Linked DNA regions of Homo sapiens: region 2 is linked to region 1. A link is an interaction called in ENCODE POLR2A ChIA-PET data of the cell type or tissue named here. Cell type or tissue: K562. All regions are shown on one strand. Links, peaks and the distances in the headings refer to the core of each region. The heading gives the core; the rest is flanking DNA. Region 1 overlaps PLK5 (polo like kinase 5 (inactive)). Region 2 holds the start of LOC101928543 (a long non-coding RNA gene).

The links. Peaks named below come from ENCODE experiments on the same cell type or tissue, not always from the same donor. Only the 100,000 strongest peaks of a DNase experiment are listed, where the experiment ranks them.
Region 2: POLR2A ChIA-PET joins it to region 1 with 6 read pairs; 3 of 35 experiments call an interaction of 5 or more read pairs at or near these places.

Annotation. Positions count from the first base shown.
Region 1 is chr19:1,535,753-1,538,660 of GRCh38, reverse strand. PLK5 (polo like kinase 5 (inactive)) reads right to left here. Exons shown (of 14, transcript NM_001243079.2): 14 at 2,615-2,908. Among named protein-coding and RNA genes, the nearest start is that of PLK5, 13 kb to the right of the region's middle. In K562, for the core only: no CTCF peak of the experiment used is centred there; no DNase peak of the experiment used is centred there.
Region 2 is chr19:1,771,488-1,774,395 of GRCh38, reverse strand. All of the region lies in intron 1 of ONECUT3 (one cut homeobox 3), which reads right to left. LOC101928543 (a long non-coding RNA gene) reads left to right here and starts at 46. Exons shown (of 5, transcript XR_007067085.1): 1 at 46-138; 2 at 229-360; 3 at 669-762; 4 at 856-953. In K562, for the core only: no CTCF peak of the experiment used is centred there; no DNase peak of the experiment used is centred there; H3K27me3 peaks cover 706 bases.

The sequences.
Region 1 (2,908 bases), core at 297-2,796:
AGTGCAGTGGTGTAATCTTGGCTCACTGCAACCTCTGACTCCCCGGTTCAAGTGATTCTCCTGCCTCAGCCTCCCGAGTAGCTGGGATTACAGGCATACACCACCACGCCTGGCTAATTTTTGTATTTTTAGTAGAGCCGGGGTTTCACCATGTTGGCCAGGATGGTCTTGAACGCCTGACCTCGTGATCCGCCCACGCTGGCCTCCCAAAGTGCTGGCATTACAGGCATGAGCCACAGCGCCCGGCCGAGAACTACTACTATTCTAGAGGCTAAGGTGGCCAGGCGTGGTGGCTCACGCCTGTAATCCCAGCACTTTGGGAGGCCAAGGCGGACGGATCAGGTCAGGAGATCCAGACCATCCTGGCTAACACGGTGAAACCCCGTCTCTATTAAGAATACAAAAAATTAGCCGGGCACGGTGGCGTGCGCCTGTAGTCCCAGCTATTCGGGAGGCTGAGGCAGAAGAATGGCGTGAACCCAGGAGGCGGAGCTTGCAGTGAGCCGAGATCATGCCACTGCACTCCAGATGTCAATGATGCCCTTTTGTGCGCACCTCCAGGAATGTCTCTCTTTTTTCTTCTTTTTTAGACGAAGTCTCACTCTTGTCGCCCAGGCTGGAGTGCAGTGGCGCCTTCTGCAAACTCTCTCTCCTGGGTTCAAGCGATTCTCTTGCCTCAGCCTCCCAAGTAGCTGGGATTACAGCCACTCACCACCACGCCCAGCTAATTTTTGTATTTTTAGTAGAGACAGGGTTTCACCATGTTGGCCAGGCTGGTCTCGAACTCCTGACCTCAGGTGATCTGTCTATTGGTGGCATTACAGGCGTGAGCCACGGCACCCAGCCAATTTTTTATTTTTATTTTTTGAGAAAGGGTCTTGCTCTATCACCCAGAGTAGTGGTGGAGTACCGTGGTGCAATCATAGCTCACTGTACCTCCGAACTCCTGGGCTCAAGCAATCCTCCCACCTGGGCCTCCTGAGTAGCTGGGACCACGGGCATGTGCCACCAGGCCTGGCTTTTAAATTTTTAGTAGAGACAGAGTCTTCCTATGTTGCCCAAGCAGGTCTCAGACTCCTGTCCTCAAGTGATCCGCCTGCCTCAATTTCCCAGCCTGCTGGAATTACAGGCATGAGCCACTTCTCCCTCTTTTATGATGAGTTTCTGGGGTTGATAACCGGAACTTGGAAGTAGAACTTCATGCAGAATCATGCTGCTGGCAGGGATTCCAGAGAATACATGCCCCCCTTAAACAGGCAGGGAAACTGAGGCCTGGATGTGCCTGGAAGTGGCCAGCTGGGACTGGAGCCCCGGTCTCCTGATCCCGCATCGGTCGAGGTGGAGTTTTCTCCAGCATAGGATACACCTCTGAGCACCTTAGCAGACGCCCAAAGCACAGCCCAGGAGCCTCGCACTGAGAATTGTGGCCTCAAGTGCTAATGAGGGGGCCAGGCACAGTGGCTCATGCCTGTAATCCCAGCCCTTTGGGAAGCTGAGGTGGGAGGATCACCTGAGGTCAGGAGTTCAAGAGCAGCCTGACCAACATGGTGAAACCCTGTCTCTAGGCTGGGCACGGTGGCTCACGCCTGTAATCCCAGCACTTTGGGAGGCCGAGGCAGGCGGATCACGAGGTCAGGAGATCGAGACCATCCTGGCTAACATGGTGAAACCCCGTCTCTACTAAAAAATAAAAAAAAAAATTAGCCGGGCTTGGTGGCGGGCGCCTGTAGTCCCAGCTACTCGGGAGGCTGAGGCGGGAGAATGGCGTGAACCCGGGAGGCGGAGGTTGCAGTGAGTCGAGATCGTGCCACTGCACTCCAGCCTGGGCGACAGAGTGAGACTCCGTCTCAAACAAACAAACAAATGAAACCCTGTCTCTATTAAAAATACAAAAATTAGCCGGACGTGGTGGCACATGCCTGTAATCCCAGCTACTCAGGAGGCTGAGGCAGAGGAATCTATTGAACCCGTGAGGCGGAGGTTGCAGTGAGCTGAGATCGCACCACTGCACTCCAGCCTGGGCGACAGAGCAAGACTCTGTCTCAAAAAAAACAAAAGAGCTACTGAGGGGCCTGGAGTCCTTCTGCGATTGACGGGTTTTTCCGTCATCAGCTCTGCACCCCTCGGCCTGCCTTAATGCCTCCCGTGAGCCTTCCCACTTTCCCAGCCTCACTCATCCCAGGGGATGGCCAGATGTTTGAGTCTCGCACCGCTGGACACTTAGGTTGCGTCCAGTTTTTTTTTTTTTTTTTTTTTTTGAGAGGGATTTTCGCTCTGTTGCCCAGGCTGGAGTGCAATGGTGCAATCTCGGCTCACTGCAACCTCTGCCTCCTGGGTTCAAGTGATTCTCCTGCCTCAGCCTCCTGAGTAACTGGGACTACAGGCCCCCTACCACCACACCCAGCTAATTTTTGTATTTTTAGTAGAGACGGAGTTTCACCATATTGGCCAGGCTGGTCTCGAACTCCTGAGCTCAAGTGATCTGCCTGCCTTGGCCTCCCGAAGTGCTGGGATTACAGGTGTGAGCCACCACGCCTGGCCTTTTATGACATTTTGATCTAACAACCAATGCTCCATCAGCCCAGAGAGGTCAGGTCCATGAGTGCACCGTCCACCCCAGGGCAGCACAGGTGACGGTTGTGCCAACTGTGTCCCGGAGCATAGCCAGCCATCTTTCCAGCCTCAGTGTCGGCTTCTTTCCTGTCCACCCATTAAGCAACTGTCCCATGTTTTAGATTTGGAGTTATGGCAGAACCCCACTTCTGGTACTACTTTTGTTGTTGTTGAGACAGGGTCTTTGTTCTGTCGCCCAGGCTGGAGTGCAGTGGTGCAATCACAGCTCACTGCAGCCTCAACCTCCCATGCTCACGCCATCCTCCCATCTCAGCCTCCCAAGTAGCTGGGACTA
Region 2 (2,908 bases), core at 302-2,801, 240 kb before region 1:
TTGCCCAGGCTGGTCTCGAACGCCTGGCCTCAAGTGATCCTCTGGCCTCAGCCTCCCAAAGCACTGGGATTACAGGTGTGTGCCATGGCAACTGGCTGTGACAACCAAGCTCTACGAATGAGCAGCAGCGACACTCCTGTAAGGCCTGATACCCTTAGGGACCCTGTGAGTCCACAGCCCAATTCCGACATCTGAATCCCTGCCTCCTGCTCCTGCCCCTATCCACAGGCTGAGACCACCCAGACTTGGCCTCCCTCGAGCACCCAGTGGACCCTCTGGAGCGCAGAACATCTAAGAAAGAAGACTTTGGAGGAGGAGGGGAGAGTGCAGGGACCACCTCTTCCTCTCCCAGATGAGCAGGTCACCCTTCCTCTTGGTCAGCCCGCACAGATCACGGAGAGGGCTGAAGGAGGCTGCCCCATGGCCTGCAGACCAGACACTTGCAAAGGGGAGAAAAGCAAAGGCTCGGGGTGATGGGGCAGGGCTGAAGCCGAGTCCTGCTCTTCCTGCTCCAGCAGCGAAGTGAACCCCTCCCCTCAATGCAGTGGGTGTCAGTGGGTACAAAACACAGGCTTCCCCCACTAGGAGCTGGGCCACAAGTCAGATGGGCTCATTTGTGGCATCAGCTTGAAACTCCATCAGAATCTCAATTTCTCTCCTGCATCCAGACTGGGACTGTGGTGCTGAAGAGGCTGTCCTGCCCTTGTCTCCATCCCGGAGTTCCAGCTACTCTGTGACCCCCAGAAGTGGCCGGTGGTGCAGGTAGTACTAGTGGGTCTCTGCTCCCAGTCTCTTCTCTGTGCCAGCCGTCGTGGCCTACTGGAATGGCACAGAGAGCTTTTCTTTTCGTTGCAGAACAGCCTGGAACATGACATGCTAGATCAATGTCCATACACGTCCACAGAAATAAATGAATGTTCCTTCTGCCATGACTCATGTCTCGGGGACAACAGGTTCACCCGTCTAGGGTGTGAGCTGACGCACACTTCACTCCCTCTGACCTGGAATGTGTGGGGCTTCTAACTGCGGTTTCAGGTTTTATGATTAAATGCAAGTGATGCCTGTGGGTTACTGCACATTTTAGAAAAGCGTCTAACATGAAAAAGAGAGGGAGAGAGAGAGAGGGAGGGAGGCAGGAGGGGGGAGAACAATGGAGAAAAATGGTTTGGTGGGGGAGGAATAAACTCAGAAGGAACCGACAAGGCAGGCAAAGCTATAATTAATATTCCCAGAGGAGTAAGAGAAAAATATCGTATCCATGAAACAAGTACAGGATGCTGTTAAGTAAAAGGGACCATTAGAGAGTGAGGAAATGCTCTTAAAATGTGAATATATAACAGCCAGAGTAAAATAATTCCATGTAAGGACTGGAAGATAAAGTTAAGCAGATATTGGCCGGGCGCGGTGGCTCACGCCTGTAATCCCAGCACTTTGGGAGGCCGAGGCGGGCGGATCACGAGGTCAGGAGATCAAGACCATCCTGGCTAACACGGTGAAACCCTGTCTCTACTAAAAAAAAAAAAAAAAAAAAAAAATTAGCTGGACGTGGTGGTGCATGCCTGTAATCCCAGCTACTCGGGAGGCTGAGGCAGGAGAATTGCTTGAATCTGGGAGGCAGAAGTTGTGGTGAGCCAAGATCGTGCCATTGCATTTCAGCCTGGGCAACAAGAGTGAAACTCCATCTCAAAAAAAAAAAAAAAAAAAAAAAAGAGTAAAGCAGATATCCCAGAAAATGGAACACAAGCAGCTGCAAAGATGGGAAATGAAAGAGAATAAAAAGTTAGAGGATGAATTAAGATGAAGCAGGGTTGTCACCTGATCAAGAGACAGTTCAAAAATAGAGGAAGAGATGATCAAATAATGAAAAAAAATCTAGCGTTGAAAGATGAGTTTCCAGTTTAAATGTGGTCAGGTGCAGTGGCTCATGCCTGTAATCTCAGCATTTTGGGAGGCTGAGGCAGGAGGAACACTTGAGGCTGGGGGTTCAAGGCTACAGTGAGCATGATCTCACCACTGCACTCCAGCCTGGGTGACAGAGTAAGACTCTCTTTTAAAATAAATAATTTTTAAATATAAATAGGCCCACTGGGCATGGTGGCTCATTCTTGTAATCCCAGCACTTTGGGAGGCCAAGGTAGGTGGATCGCTTGAGGTCAGGAGTTCGAGACCAGCCTGGTCAACATGATGAAACTCTGTCTCCACAAAAAATACAAAAAAAATTAGCTGAGTGTGGTGGCAGGTGCTTGGAATCCCAGCTACTGGGGAGGCTGAGGCAGGAGAGTCGCTTGAACCCAGTAAGCAGAGGTGTGAGCTGAGATCACACCACTCACTCCAGCCTGGGCAACAGAGCGAGACTCCGTCTCAAAAATAAATAAATAAATAAATAAATAAATAAATAAATAAATAATAACTAAATAGGCTGGATGAAGTGGCTCATGCCTCTAATCCCAGCACTTTGGGAGGCTGAGGTGGGAGGATCACTTGAGCCCAAGAGGTTGAGAGCAGCTTGGAGAATATAGTGAGACCCCATTGCTACAAAAAATTTAAAATTAGCCAGGCATGGTGACTCACACCTGTGGTCCCAGTTATTCAGGATGCTGAGGTAGGAGGATCATTTGAGCCCAGAAGGTCAAGGCTGCAGTGAGTTATGATCATGATACTGCACTCCAGCCTGGATGACAGAGCGAGACCCCAGCTCTAAAAAAATGGGGGTGGGACATCAAGTCCTCAGCTCATTGAATGAAAAAGACACTCAAGCCTCGTTGTTGTGAAATTTCAGAGCACCAAGAATAAAGAGAAAATCCTAAAAAGCGCCTAGAGGAAAGCCAGATGTCATGCAAAGGATCAAGAATCCAAGCAGCTTTGGGTGTGCAAAAACTAGCAGACAACAGAGCAAGGCTTTCAAAGT